Regions from separate parts of the Mus musculus genome. Here region 1 is linked to region 2. The links are chromatin loops, found by intact Hi-C in ENCODE. Cell type or tissue: gastrocnemius. All regions are shown on one strand.

Region 1 (8,000 bases), 400 kb before region 2:
AGGAAACTCTTCCTAGTGTATCTGCAAGTGAGCAAAATGCTCCTGGAAAGTCCTGTGGGGCTCCCGAAAGAATTTCCAGTTTCCTTTTAATGATGTCTTCAGCACATCTCCTTTTCTCTCTTCGGAGTTTCCAAATGATGTTGGGAGCTCTAAGAGTGACTTGACTAAAGCAAAGACATTCAGATTTCTGATAATTCTTTTCATTAGATGGAGAAAGCCACTTTTTTTTTTTTTCACTCATGGGAAGAACTTTCTTTTTTTCCTCCCAGAGGAAAAAGTGTTACTTTCCAAAGTGCATTAGTCAAAAAGGCTAGGCCACACTCCAGTCAAGAATCGCCTGTGCTTTATAGGAACAGGGTAATTTCCCACTCATGCTAAATGCCCCTGTGAGTACAGGGGGACCCCAGTACACATCAGCTTTACAAAGAGTGGCAGGTGATTGTAAACTCCATTTGGGGATCTATCAGCTCCCGCCACTAGGGACAGGAGCTTGATGAACTCTGCCCTGGCTCTTCTTGCTTCTTGCCCATGAGTGACATGCCATGCCTGCTAACTCCTCATTTGCTGAGGCAAATCACAGTTCTTCTCCACTTACAGAGGACCCAGGCTATCCCAACCTGGAAATGGGGGAAGTAGTATTCTGCGAGAAGAGAAAGACCTAGGATTTTGGTGGCTATCCCTAATGACTGTCATGGTGAGAAAGAAGAGGAAAAGGAAAAGGAAGAGAAGGAATGTTAGAAAGGGGAGGGGGGAGAGGAGGGAGAAATAGAATAGATCCCAAGTTGCCAAAAAGTCAGTGGGTCGTGGCATTAGTATGAGCCAAATTTCCAGTCAAGGGTAATAAAATCTCATCAGCCATGCTACTAAACCCCTGAGCACACGACTTCAATGCAGGTAGAGTCGCCCACGTCTCTTTCTCCATACGAGAGCATCCCAAGAAAAAGAAACAAGTACACACGAATTTAGCTCGATCCAGCCTGCGGTGGAATCTCTAGAAATGGATCATGGGCCAGCAGAACCGGAAGCACACTGCTCTCCCCTGTGGATTGTCCTGCCTTCTTCTCTGAGGAGAAACTACAGAGCTATGACATGGTTCTACTGCTCATCTGCCTTTCTAGAGCACGGAAGGTCTAACTGGAGCAGGCTGCAAAGTTCATATTCGACAAACTTAACACAGGAGTAGTTCTTTCATGAGTCATTCTGGAAAGAGACACTGAATTTTAAAATATTGTCTTTTAGAGACATGTCTAACAGCCTGCCTGGCCTGTGTTCCGACAACCCTGATTTGTTTCTCTTACTTGGGTGCCACCATTTGCATGCACACATTTGCTTAGCTTAATCCCAAAGCTTTTAATGTGTTAGCTGTGACAATGTGGGTTTTTTTTTTTTTGAGTGGGGAAAAACTCAGACTAGCTCAGAATCTCCCATAATTGAAAAAAAAAAAACAGAATTTTGTACTCTCCAGAGTAAGAAACATTTTTATAGTCTCCCTTTAAATCTTTCCTGGCAAAAGTCTACAAAGGAAGGGAAGGGCAAGAGGCAAAACCTACTGATTTACTGTTTAGTTCTCTCTTGCCCTCTCCGCCCCTTAAATGTTTTTTTTTTTTTAAATAGAATATCAGGGTAATATAAACACTCAGACTATCGTAAAGTAAACATGTCCCATTACGTAACTCATGTCCACAATGAAAATGAAGATATAACCACAAGGTAGTTTCATAATAAATTCTATGTAGCTAGTAGATTCATTTTGTTTGGTGTGTTAGTTGGTGACTATCAGTAATTACGATTTTCGAGCTGTGAGCCCAGTGCTCACAAATGCTGCATTTGTGCTGGTTGCAGCGTGGAGCAGTACATCGGGTATGTAGCATCCACGTCTCTCCTTTGTCCCTTACAGTAAACTGACTTTTAAGAATAAGGAGGTTGGGGAGCTGGAGCAATGGCTCACTGGTTAAAAGCACTTGCTGCTCTTGCAAAGGACCTAGGTTTGGTTCTCAGCACCCACATGACAGCTGTCTGTAACTTCAGTTTCAGGGTATCTGCCTTCTGTGTCAGGAGGCATGGTTATGGTGTATATACATACATGCAGGTAAGATGTGAATACACATAAAATAGAAATAAATTTAAAATATTTTTAATTTAAAAAAAAGATGAAGGAAGGATGACTGGCTTGGCTAGGGTCCCTTGGGTAGAGAGTGGTGTAATATGCTTTGTTAGCAATCCTTGCGTGCGATATGCTGTAATATGCTGTGTGCGATATACTGTAATTTGCTGTGTGTTATATGTTGTAATATGCTGTGTGTCATGTGTTGTAATATGTTGTGTGTGATACGCTGCAATGTGCTGTGTGTTATATGTGCTATAATGTGCTGTGTGCGATACACTGTAATATGCTCTGTGATAGGCTGTAATGTGCTGTGTGTTATATGCTGTAATACGCTGTGTGCAATACACTGTAATATTCTATGTGTGATAGACTGTAATATGCTGTGTGCAATACACTGTAATGAGCTATGTGTGATAGACTGTAATATGCTGTGTGAGCAAACAAGGTGCTTGATAATAGCAGTCCTCTTCCTGTCTCCGTTCTCCAGAGCAATGGGTTTACATGAATGCTGACTCTGAGCCTTGTCTGGCCACATGGCCTGAGGCCATAGAGCTGATGAAGTTGGCAAGACATAGAGCTGCTAAAGGTGTGTTCTGGCATCAGATAGACTAACCTGGGCTCATGACCTTGGCTGGGCACTTTAGCCCCTCTAACAATGGCTTCTTCATGTAAATAATAATAATAATAATAATAATAATAATAATAATAATAATAATAATAAATAGTCAAGGCTTGGTATGTAGGATGATTAAGTAAGACTGCCTTATGCTTAGCATAAAACATTGGATCAGAGACTCCCTCACACACGCTCAGCAATAAGTTCTAGATTGGGTTGATGTTGAAGAACAATTTTCGACATTATTGAGGAGTTGCTTGATCAGGGAGGGAAGCGAGACTGTATTTCTGACAGTGTGAACTGAGCCTTAGGGGAAGCTGAGGAAAGGTACCCATGGGCTGTCTTGGAGAGAGAGGTTCATTTAGGCAACCTTGGAGATTGAACCCTGACGGGTGGGTAGTCCAGAAGTGTTCAAGGTGTGCCTGGGAAAATGAAGAACTTATTAACCGAATAAAGAAATGTTGAGTGTGAACCAGCATTGGGAATTTATAGGCTGGGGACCTGCAAAGTCTCCTTCTCGAGCGGCAGTACCGCAAGGGAGCTAGGGGATCGCGAGGTGGCGCTGTGACTCCACCTTGGAAGACAATTCTGGCCAGCAAGTAGCCTGCACTATGGAATCCGCTCAGGACTTCTTTCTTGGTCGCGCTGGTCGGCTTGGTTGGGTCTTTGTAGCAGCCAAGCAAATCAACAGCGATAAGGGGAATGAACACACAAGCAAATCTCCCGGAAGCGGTCTCTTTTTGGACGCCGCATCAATAATCAGAAACTGTCCGCGAGGAACCATTAAGAGCGCGGAACTGTCCAGCAGGGACCGTTGCGCTCTCAGTTCGGGTAATTTGTGGGTGGAAATTACACCTGGTCTGCAGGGAGCTGAGCTGGGCGCCCACCCCCGGCCTGTGGCCATGCCCTGCGCTCCTCCAGCAGGCTCCCTCCCACCCGTAAGGCCAAGGGACCTGCAGTCTCACCGCTGCCCTTGACACCTCGATTTCCACGCAGCCTGCTGCTTTCGCCTAGCTGGACTTTGATTCTTAGGATGTCTTTGCGGCAGTTAACACACACAAGTGCGGGCTCAGACTCGCGTGTACGATCTTGCTCGGTACCCAAGTTCTGTGCTTGCACACTGTACTCACATAAACTATGTCTTCACGTGACTCTCATGCACACTCGAGATAGAGGTGCACCTGTGCACCCCTTGGGCCCGCACTGAAGCACGCGCGCTCACACGGAGCCAAGAATGCACTGTTCAGACCCTCAAATAATGTAGCTGAGGCTCGCTGATTGAAAACCCGTGTCTGCATTCACACCACAGGCACTTTAAACAAAGCTACCAATAAGGACCAGGAAGCGCACAGCGCCACCGCGCAAATACCCAGAAAGCTGCCCCCAAAAAAGGAGCACACAGTTTTTCTCACTTGGGTATCCTGAACCCACCTCTCGAATGCGCTTTTCCTTTCTTAACTTTCCTTTAGGGAAACAGGCCCTTTTCTCTCTTAAATCTTTATAGCCCCCCCCCCCAACTCCCTGCTTTTTTTTTTCTTTCTTCCATCTCAGTTTGTTTTAAAACTTAAGCAGTGTTAACTTATAAACTGCTGGAGAGCTCCCTTCTAAAACCCTTGGATACCCCACCCCACCTCCTATGTGGAGAAAGCCAGCTTTAGTCTCCTAGGCAGATAAGCAAAATTCTCAAAGTGGGGTACCAGCTGAACTCCACCCCTGGGCGGCACCAGCCTAGAGTTCTTTTTCTGGAACACCACCAGCTATTTTCTCTCAACTCAGAATTACGTCGGGTTTTAGCTATCCGTGCTCAGACCAAGACTGAACCATGTCCCCCCAACCCACAATTAAAACACATGCTCAGCTGTTCTGATTTCTGGCCTGTAGTGGACATCGTGGACATCGGACATCATAGCAAAGTCCTGTACTTAAGGTCGTTTCATTAGGCAAGCTTAGACCTTAGCTGGGACTGGGAGAGGACGTGACACAGCTAGGGCTGGAGCTGGCACGTCCCTGGGGAGTCCTGTCTGGGAAGGAGAGGGGAAAGGCACCCACTTACATTACAGCGCAAACTTGTTTTCAAATAATCATATTCGTTAAGATTTTCCTGAAACTACACTCTCCTGACTTCTGTGTGGTTTGTCCTCACCGTGACAAGCGCCCTCTCTCTCTTTCACTCTGCTCCCCTTATCTCCCTCCCCCGCTATGTGTAACCAGGACTCAGTGCACCCAAGAATTCTAGTGGTGTTGAATAGCCCTTAGCTGCCTCTGCCGGGTGGAGGTTTGACTCCAAGGTTAAGAGCACTGGTCCCTGAGACAATGTCTTGGTAACTTTATTAGCGGTGTGGCAGGAACAAGATTTCATTCGCTTCCGCTTCTCTTAAAAACCCTCCGTTTCCTCACCTGTACAATGGGAGTGGACTGTAGTCGCGATTGAGTAATTTCATGTCCGGTAAACCTAGCAACAAATGGGATCTATTTATTGTCTGGGACGATCCCGGGGGAAACCCGAGAGAGGCCTCAGCTCGTTCTGAGAGGGGACAGTTTTGTGGAACCGCACCGCGCCTGGTCCTACCCACGTTGACTGCAGTCTCTGCGACAGAGCCTTAGAGATTGTTTAATCGTTCTCTACCTCCTGCGAGTGGCTGTCACCCTCTTCTTCAGTTTTCTAGTTGGTTCCAAGAAAAGGAGGGTTATCCCAGGGACAGAGACTGGATGAGCAAAGGAGGGACTTTTCCGGAGCGCCGCGAGGTCGCAAGCCCGGATCAGAGTCCGGATTTCCGGTGGCGTTCTGGCCTGCGGCTCCCACGCTCCCCACAGAGGTGGGTGAATGCCACCCGGGGACAGACCAGGGTTTAGTGGGCGCGTGGGTCCCAGTGTTCGGCAGTCCCAACACGCATCCGTGGTATCTTCCCATCGCCCTCGCCCTTGCCTGGCTGCACCCCGCTTTCCCAGGACTCCAGGTCGCTACAGACTCTACCGGGTTCCCTTGATAGTGGCCTGGCTTCGGCCTGTCCCAGTCACACATCTCAGACGTCTAGTGGCCCGCAACTCCCCAGAAGCTCTCAGAGGGCCTTTGAGCTTAGGCGCTTTGTCGCCCACTTCCAGTTCTACCCAGCACTGGATGAAGAGCCCGTTGTCCCACTGGGGTCGCAGCTACCTCTGGCAAGAAAGCTAAAAAAGGTGAGGGGGCAGTTCCCCGACTGTTGGGTGGGGGGTCCTCAAAAAGAGAAAAGTAGAACACGCTTCAGGACAAGTCCCAAGCCTGCCTCCTGGGGGCAGACAAGCAAAAGCCATCCCCTCTTTTCTTGGGACATTCCTTCTGATCCCAGTTCCACTCAATTCAGGGGGGTCTTTCTTTTTACTGAAAGGCAAGCAGGGGAGCATAATTTTACCTGAGCCCCTAGAAGTTATTGCATCATTTTATATGCCCCATGAAAGGGGGTCTGGGTCTACAGAAGTTCGAGATGGCCTGGGTGCCACTGGTTGGGCTTGAAGAGCACAGGGGGAGGGAATTCTTGGGCCCTAGCCTCAACTTCCTCCAGCACTGGGGGACCTGAGAAGCTGGGCAACCCCACTTGGTAGTGTGGACCCTCTGAGAACCTATCCATGACCACCACCCCATCTCTCCAGCCACAGCTGAAGAATCTGCCAGAAGTTCGACAGGAAAACATCATTCTAGAAGAAACATATTCCTTTACAGTGGCTCCTTCCCTGTCTCTTTGTTTGGGGAGAAGGCAAGAATTTTTAAATGTCTTTAAATATAGATTCCTAGGTACCAATGCCAGAGGCTCTGGTCCTGCAGCTGTGAAGGAGGCCCAGGTATCTGAATGTTCACACACACACACACACACACACACACACACACACACACACACACACACACAGAGAGAGAGAGAGTTCTCTCTCTCTCTCTCTCTCTCTCTCTCTCTCTCTCTCTCTCTCTCTCCCACTTCCTTTTGGCTTCCTTATACTTAAACATTTATTATTGGATGCAGAAGCCACGTTAAAAGGCAATTCACCCAGATGAAAATCTACAAATGCACTTTGCTTAATGAAAGTGAAATATGCCCACTATCCCAGGTGAGGTGTTGGCTGCCTGTCAAGCCAAAGGGAATTAGGGCTATCCAAAGATTCTTGCCTCCCTCTCTTTACCACCATCACTGCCTTCTCCTCCTCCTCCTCCTCCTCCTCCTCCTCCTCCTCCTCCTCCCCCCTCCTCCTCCTCCCCCCCTCCCCTTCCTCCTCCTCCTCCTCCTCCCCCCCTCCTCCTCCCCCCTCCTCCCCTTCCTCCTCCTCCTCCTCCTCCCCCCCTCCTCCTCCCCCCTCCTCCCCTTCCTCCTCCTCCTCCTCCTCCTCCTCCTCCTCCTCCTCCTCCTCCTCCTCCCCTTTCTCTCCTCCTCCTCCCCTTTCTCTCCTCCTCTTCTTCCTCCTCCTCTGGCTTATGGATATAAAAATTGCTTCCTTTTTAGTTAATTTCTGGAGAATTGGGCTGCTATAGCTGTCATTCTCTGTTCCAGTTTCTCTTTTCTGGATAGTGGGTTTCATGTGCTGACTGACACCAGGATCCTTTGTAGCCGACCTCCGACCTCCTCTGGAGGACTATGTTCTTTGTGACTCTTGTTAACCACAGGCCTCAATGTGACTGTGTTTCTCCTCATTCGGGCAATGATCCTTTCTTGACTGTGTGCATCACTGGAACATCTACCCCACTACATTCAACTTTTAATGTTTTGGCTTGATTACTGAAAAGTGGAGACTCAAGCAGTTAAGAAGAGTTAAGCCTAAGTCTTAAGCTAGGGCTTCCTGGGACCCATTGTAGAAGGGTGGCCAATGCTTCCTGATGCCCCTACCTTGAAGGGTCACCACTGAACTTAAGGAAGGGGCTTATTCTGTGTACTCCTGACGTTAAGAGGATCCTGGGTCTGGGACATCAGCACAGCTTGGAGCTTTGAAAAAGTTTAAAGAGGCCCAGCTTCAATTGTGCATTTAAAATCTATAGAGATGGAGAATGTTCTGGTGTCTACCAGCATATAACTCATCTTTTTACACACACACACACACACACACACACACACACACACACACACACACACACACACACAGCACCTACTGTGTACTAGAAACTCTAGTATATGCTATGAGGATCCTGGTGGATCAGATGATCTCTGCTGAGATGGCTTGGAGGAGATGGCATTAATTATGGGACCAGAAAGAAATGTCCCAGCACATCTGTAGTCTAGATAAATAGTCTGGGAGCTATAGTAGATAAAGTTATGTCTG
Region 2 (8,000 bases):
TAACAGTGCTTTCAGCTAGATCCAAGAAGCAGAAATGGTAGTTCACAGGCAGAGGGTAATCTGCCTTGGGGTTAGACCCTGCCTGGGCTGGGGGGTTAGACCCAGGCGCTCTGCTTCTATTTAAACGTTCACTAACTCCTGAGTGCTGCAGTTCACTTCATGTTCCAGCCATGGAGGCTGAGGGTCAGGCAGAGAATTAGCCATCTCAGAGGAATGCGCTCTGAAGTGGGCAGGCATGAGGCAGCATTTCCTAAACATGGCCGTGCAGCTCCTAACTCCAAACTCTAAAATAAAAATAGGGTTGACTAAAAACAGGTCTTCCCTTCATAGGCTACATGTTTTCCCTAGTAGCCATGCTCAGGTCATTCCAGAAATCCTGGGAGTAGAGAGGCATTCTACAGTGTCCGGCAAACAGGCTCTCTCTTCCAACCAGGACTCAGCTTTCCCTGTGAACAATGCCTGCTGTGGTGCTGTGGCTGGCGTCCTTTTCCAGCTAGGGCTGAAGGGAAGGCCCTCCCTCAGATGGTTGCTCTGTTGCTTAATTTTCATGCTAATACAGAACATAAGGAGAGACTGTTCGCAGAAATTGTTGGCAGTTACAGCGGGCCATTCCTTTATTTTATACTTCGTATGTGATGGTGGGGGGGTGGAGGCAAAATGACAAACTGAAAATTCTCACTATTTTGCAAAGTCTGAGGCTGCAACTTTCCCAATGGTATTCTAACTATGCAACTCTCCAGCTATGTCTTAAAATTGAAGTCAGATTTAGAGAAATGTTTAGGATACCCTGTTAGAGACACATATACATGTATAACATTTTTAATAAGGTACATGTATATTTTATGACACAATTCATTCCCCGAAAGATGCAAGGGCATCTGGGTAACATTCAGCTACCAATGTCACGTGTGGATTGGGTTTTTTTGTTTTTAATTATTGTGTCTCCCCTCCCTTGTGAAATGTTTGGATGCAAAACCGTTGACTTCTGTCTTTTCTCTTCGTAGCGATATCTGGCATGATTGTCCCTCCCATGTGAAAGAATTGCCTTGAAGAATTTTATTAATGAAGAGGTTGGATTCTGCTACGAAAGTTATCTGACATGAGTCCCAGAGTGGAACTTTTAACTCAGGCCTTTTTAAGAGGAATCACACAATAACTGCAGATTTTTAAACAAAATCACCGACCTTGCAAATACTGAAATTGGAAAGGGGGTCTGCCAGAGCAGGGTGTTGGTTAAAGTTGTAACCCCCGAGTATCTGGGGGATATATTTATTCTGTATTGATAAAAAGCAAGCCCACATTTTCTTTTTCTTTCTTTCTTTTCTTAAGCTTAACTCTGCAACCATTTGTCTTTTATAAACCATTAAGCTACACACAAGGGCCACTATAAACAAGACTCCATGTTTTAATTTATGTTTTTAAAGCTATGGAAGGGGAGAATGAAGTGGTGATATTTACAAAAAAAAAAAATCTAAAAGGAGAAAAAAAAAAGAAAAACAGGGAAAAATAAATTTAAAAAAAGAGCTCGTATGGACAGAATAGGAATGCCAGTTAGATTTTTTAGTGAACTAAGGGTCGGCTTCTGCGCCTTAAAGCTTATCAGTGGTAGTTAGCTCAGACAGTGCATTTTCAATATCTAACTTAACACGCCACCCCTTAGCAGTGCAAGCTTCGTTCTCTCTTTTGTATGGTTGTCTTAAGTAACTGTGTAAATAAGTGTAGCCTGGAAAGTTACCAAGCGACATACATGATCACGTTTGCCCTTGTACTCGAAAAGCCAGTGCCTCTAGACAGATTGTTTAAAAACAAACAAAAACAAAACAAAACAAAACAAAACAACATGCATCTTTAAACCCGATCTTATTCTTTTACTTAACATCAACTTCTCCCGAAGCCAGCGGCCTCTGAGAGTGGAGCAACACATGTTCCGAGCGAGAATCTCCTTCAAGACTTCACAGGACAGGGTCCAGGCACAGAATTCCATATATGCCCTCCAGTTTACCAAGCCAAAATCTCGCTCGCACTCCACCGTCAAGAGATCCAAGCTTACTCAAGCTGGAATCCTAGATATTAACTCTAGATCTGGGCTCAAAAACCCAAATAAAGCAAACCCACAAAGGCAAGTAGGTGTGCTGTTCCGGGCTCCCAAATCACACGGGTCTATACCCGCAAGACTCCGCAAGGTCCCAAATCACACAGGGGTCTGTATCCGCAAGACTCCGCAAGGTTGGAAAGTTCTATATTCAGTCAACAGGTAAAGTGCTTTGGAGTTCAGTGTGAAAGGAAACTGGGAGAGAGGAAGGGAAGGTTGAGGCTTCAAACTCAGCTTTCTATGGGAAATTTTGCTTTCAACTGGGAAGTGTTCTTAAAGAATCCATAGCAAAGATTCAGCCAGCAAGGCTCTGAGGGGGCGTGTTCCTGCTGACCTCTGCCCTTCTGTTTCTGTATGTAGTTATAAATACTGTAGATTTCTTTTGTGATTTTTTTTTTGCCAAAGTTGTTTTATTTATACATTTTAATGTCTTAAGATTTTCGATCTCACACACGCAAAGAATTATACTGCATATTTTGCAAAGAAATAAAAAGCGCACTACCTTTAGCTTGCACATACTTGCAAAGTTAATTCAAAGGCTTTCTGTTTGTTTGTTTTAATGGGGATTTTGTAAAATATCCATATAAATAATGTATTTATCTTTGGAATTTGTACATTGCTTTTCTCTCCTTCCTCCCATCCCCCACCCCTAGTTTATTTTGTGTGTGTGTTTGCTTTGTGAACAGTGCGCAAGTATAGTTTGGTCACTTATAGTTGTATTAGCTGTTTCAATGTGATTTTTAAACAATTCATTTATAGGTATTTTTAGTATTGTTTTAAACCATGCTTCATTTTTTTATTTCCACCCAAAAGCCATTGTCTATTTTTGTATTATTTGTAAGTTAAGAAGTTTTTTCCAATATATGGCAAAAAAATAGTAGCATATTATTCTTGTAGTATTTAGTTCTGTAGATTTAAAAATAATGTACCCTTTGCTTTGGAAGCATACAAAAACGCTGTTTTACTCTAGTAATATGCATGGAATCTCTCCCTTTGGAGTGACGCATTTTGTGCATTAAATTTGGGGGAGAAACTTCATAGAGATCAATGAACATACTTTCTTTCTTAAGTCTGCTTGTATATTCTCTGTCTTTCACATAAATATAAACCAGCAGATTGGATGCCTTAACAATGCAAATCATATCCATTTCACCTGTACATTGTACTGTGCACCCCCCCCAACTGTCAGCCATCACTAACATTCTAAGAAAAAAAAAAAAGAAAAAGAAGAAAAAAAAAGAGAGAAATCGAAAAGCACAAAAGAACTGTTTTGTTACTTTAAGACAATGTTACTTTTTCTAGTAGAGCAAGAGAACATTAACAAAGCTGCGACTGTGCATGCCCGGATGGATTTCAACGGTTTTCACTAGACTGTCAGAGTGCGGATTTTTATGGGTTGGGGAGGGGAGGGGAGGGAAGTTGGGGGGGTTGGTAGGGGAGGGGAGGGAGGAAAGCTGATTTTTCATGGTGAGAAATAATAATAATGACAACTGATGATAATAATAATAATAATAAAAATAAAAAGAAACTGGAAAAAAATATAAGCAAGGTTTAGCATTGCTTCTCCGTACTCAGAAAGGTTGTCTGAATTCGTGTGGTAAGCGCTGGCCTCAAGATGTCTAACGTCTAAAGCCATATTTTGTCTGGTGAGCCAGACAACTGTCTGCAAAGGAACGAGCAGCAAGCCGGTGAGGTGTCCGGCTCAGACCCTGACAAAAGACGCCACCAATCTGTTAGCCACGTGCTGTGACGTGATGAGAACTTTACTGGAAAGCCCAAAGAGCCTTTAAAAAGAAAATGTGTATCAATTGTGTTTTGTTACTTCTGTTTGATTAGCCGATGGAGAAGTAGTTTGGTTTTAGGAACCACTTTCTTCTACACAAAATCTTGTTTTTAAGTCCCTTTAAGATATAGCCCCCTAAATACAGAATATGGCTTTTAAAAAGAAGATGGAGTAGAGAATTCAATTCAGATTTCCGTTTTGGGGGAAGAGCCCTGCCTCTGGATGACTGGATATGTCCACGCCATGCCCGGCCTCACAATGTAGGATGCAGCTCCATGAACTCATTCTGCAAATCTTTCACCTTCTTTTCAAACGTTTTCAATAGACACACACTGTACAATCCAATTGTTAGAGCACTCAACTACTGTAGAGATTGTTATATTTCATTCTTTTTTATTTCTTTCTTTCTTTTCTTTTCTTCTCCTTTTTTTTTTTCAAAAATTCAAACTGTAAAAAACTTTTCAACGTTCACGATATTTAATTAAAGTTACTTCCTGTCTGTGATAGCAGCTCCTAGTGGCGTGTTCATTTCTCTATGGCAGAAGAGAAGAGCAACACTCAATGGACTGCAAAAGGCCCGGGTTTGCTATTATTCGGGCCAGTGTTAACACCCAGAGAGAATTAGCCTAGGCCTGGGGCACCCACTTCCTTTCTTTGTAGGTCCCACCGGGATCTGCTAATTTGGAATGCAAATTGAACACGCACAGCGTACTGCTGCCCTCTGCTGGCATGAGCCAGGTGTGCACGTGCTGGCCCACATTGGTGGCAAGAGCCCCCAGTCCTATTGTCAGTGAACAGTGAGATTCCCCCCATGATAGGGGCTGAATTGGGAATCCAGGAACTGGTCATTCTAGAACACCATCCTCTGCCCTGGAAGGCTGAGCTAAACTCTTCCTATGCAACTGCTAATTAATCCCAGTGTGCCTCCTGGTCAATTAATTATGTGCCCTGGCTTGCTGATGAGACGTGTGACTAGAGAACATATATATATATATATATATATATATATATATATATATATATATATATATATATGTATATATATATATGTATATATATATATATATAAACTTTGTGTGGATAATAGTTTTTTTTTTCTTTTTCCTGGTTGACAAAACCACATCTGTCTGGAATTGAAAGTTACAGGCACTCAGTCGTTGTGCAAACTTCATAGGTCCACAGAAGATATACACACATCTGGGACCGGGTCATTTAAGGATACATCTTTCCATTGTACGTTCCATGTCTTCACTAATTTTGCAATGACTGGACACGATGAGGTTAATGGCGCTTACAAAATGCCTCGACCAACAGAAACTCCATGGCCAGACCTAAGAGGGTGTCCCATAACCACCAGCACATTCATTTGTGGGAGGCACTGCTATGGCACTACCCTGAAATACAGCCCAAGGTAAGGTCATGAAAGGCCACCCCATGTAAGCCAGAACATACAGAAGCTGCTGTCCTGTCTCCATGGAGACTCCTACCTGATCAGCTTGGCCATCCCCTATTTTTTCAATTCTGTATCAGTTGCAGAGGAGAAACACTGAGCAAAAGGTTCAGGATGACTTCAGGATGCATGTGGTGCCAGACAAGACAACCCGCTTCCACGTCATCCATGTCTATGATGCTTAAACTGCAAGAGGCAGACATATGCCAGAGCTCCACAGAATAAAAACAGATAACCACACTCTGAATTGGCTTAGAACTCCGTAAGGCCTACCTCTTGACAGCATTCATTCATTCATTCATTCATTCACTCATTCATTCATTTGTTCCCTTAAACCTCAAGCATTTGGCATGCCTATGACCCTTGATGAGGAGTAGTGGACCCATTCGTAAGAACACTGGCATTGTTCCCACTCTTGGCGCTTACAATAGAAAAATTGACATAAACCCACAACACACATAACATCTAACGAGGGTATTGAGGTCCGAGTCAAGAATGCTTTGAAGGTATAACATCGTGAGGTCTGACATAATCTAAGGACTTTCTGGAAAAGTCTTCTAGAGAAAGTAGTAGTTGAGCTGAGGCAGAAAGAGTGAGCAGCCGAGGCAGAATGGCTGACAGTGTGATGACTGAACTTGAAGTAAGATGAAGGGCACCCAAGAGCAGAGAGACTGTGTGAGTGGAGTGCACAGATGCCCACAGTGACTTTGTGGGGCACAACGACTCCAATTCACAGCATATTCTGGGCACCTAGCATGGGTTTGGTGTGTTAGATGCTAAGGAGCCAATCAGCTGAGGTGCCTTCACGCAGAGCCTCTGACAAACTCACAAACTCACGGTCCCTGAATGTTCACAAAGGCGGTGGTGTATTTAAATCTGGCAAAATTCCTTGGGGTTAAGCTGACAGGCAGAGAGAAGGAGAGACAGAGAGACACACATAGATAGACAGAGAGAGACAGAAAGAATTTATCCATGAGAGAGAAAAGGAGGGAGGGATGGGAGAAGGGAGGGAGTGAAGGGGAGGCAGGGGCTGGATACAGCCACCAGCAATCACATGCTGCATCTGAAGTGAACATATGGCCAGAGTTGCTCCAGACAATTTGCCCTCACCAGAATGTATGGTCTTCACATCCTTTGGTCACTTTAGGACTTGGTAGATTTCTTTTCTCCAGCATTTGGAGTTGATGATGTTTCACTTTATAAATGTTGAAATCCAATTTAGAAGCAATGATTCAAAACCATAAGTGTTAGTGGCTTGAGAGATGGCTTAGTACTTACGAGTACTGGCTGCTCTTGTAGAGGACCCAGATTAAGTTCCTAGCACTTACATGATGGATCATAATCGTATTTAACACGGATTCAGTTCCCTCTTCTGGCCTCCTCTTGCACTGCACATAAGCATATGGGGTGTCCATATATACATGCAAGTGATACTCATAAACCATATATATATCTACATTCTTGTCCCTTTAAAGTGTCATTTTGGGATTTCTGGCAAAAAGTCCAAGTTACTGAAGGTGTCACTTGAGCAGTCCTTATGGTATAATAGCCAACTATGATCAATACCTTGAGACTTCACTATGAGATAAACCAAGGATTGAAATTACCGGCCATAGGGGTTTGGGAAAGTGGGATCAGGTTCTTGTGGAACCCTGCTGGCTGCAGGCATCAGAGGCTGCTCAAGACACAAACCCACACTAAAAAACCTACCATGATTCCTCTTGCTTCACAGAAGACCCATCACAGATGAATTCATTTTTACATAAAATCTCAAAGAAATGAGTTCTTTTCCGCATGCCATGTTCAAAATCTCAAAATGATCACCTCCACCCTCTTTCACACGATCAATTGTTCATTCCTCAATATATTACATTCTAATCAGCCCCCAAGTTCACCCTATTGCAGGGGGAAACCTAAGCTTATTTGAACTCATTTTGCTTCTGATCTTGACCTGCCAGAGACCTTCTGCTCCATCTCAGGCAGACCTCTCTCCATGTCTCTCTGTCATCTATGGTCTCCCATCTCTGCTCTACTTATATTTTCTTGTTGTTTATGTCACAGCACACATTTATTATCCTCATAAACAGTGGGGAGACTTCCATATTGCATACACGGACCTTAGAGATGTCCTGTAGAGGGGGCAGAGGGAAACTGAGGAACACCTGGAGGTTATTGTAGTGGTCCTCTCAAGACATGAACAGCTTGGATTAGGGAGATAAAAGGGGGAAGTAGATAGGACTAAGAGATGTAAAAGAGCCATCATGGTTCAATGGTCGATGTAATATGGGAGTTAATGGATAACAAAAAAGTCAAAAGAGTAGTCACCAGTATGCATGTTGGGAGCTGGGAATGGAACCTGGGACCTCACACATGCTAGGCATGGACTTTGCTACTGAGCTGCAATGCCCAATTGAATGCTCACACCTTTGACAGAGATAGAGAGAACTTCCCTTTAAGAAGACGTTGGTCTCTCTGGCCTATTTTTCTTACTGTGGAGCCAATGATCCAATCCTTCCTATATCTTCAAATTCAGTTTCCAGAACTAGAAAGATATTGTTTTCATTTTTTTCTTTCTTAAACAAGAGCATCAAGTAGTTTTATCTGGAGAGTTACGGTATGTTGGAACTAATTTTGATCTATTTAGCATATACCCTCCCTCCCCCACCAAAGGTAGA

What was found. A loop is a pair of places that touch in the nucleus more often than their neighbours do. Peaks named below come from ENCODE experiments on the same cell type or tissue, not always from the same donor. Only the 100,000 strongest peaks of a DNase experiment are listed, where the experiment ranks them.
Region 1: a loop joins it to region 2, with 11 times the contacts of the local background. A loop is called at or near these places in 39 of 42 quality-filtered maps.

The regions. Positions count from the first base shown.
Region 1 is chr11:44,607,770-44,615,769 of GRCm38, forward strand. No RefSeq gene overlaps it. Among named protein-coding and RNA genes, the nearest start is that of Ebf1, 6.3 kb to the right of the region's middle. In gastrocnemius, CTCF peaks have their summits at 3,276 and 6,004; DNase peaks (open chromatin) are centred at 3,299, 5,645 and 5,922; H3K4me3 peaks cover 2,548 bases; H3K27ac peaks cover 2,482 bases.
Region 2 is chr11:45,003,713-45,011,712 of GRCm38, forward strand. Ebf1 (early B cell factor 1) reads left to right here. Exons shown (of 16, transcript NM_007897.3): 16 at 1,005-4,384. The coding sequence ends at 1,036. Among named protein-coding and RNA genes, the nearest start is that of Gm51859, 81 kb to the right of the region's middle. In gastrocnemius, no CTCF peak of the experiment used is centred here; DNase peaks (open chromatin) are centred at 4,146 and 4,595; H3K4me3 peaks cover 507 bases; H3K27ac peaks cover 1,784 bases.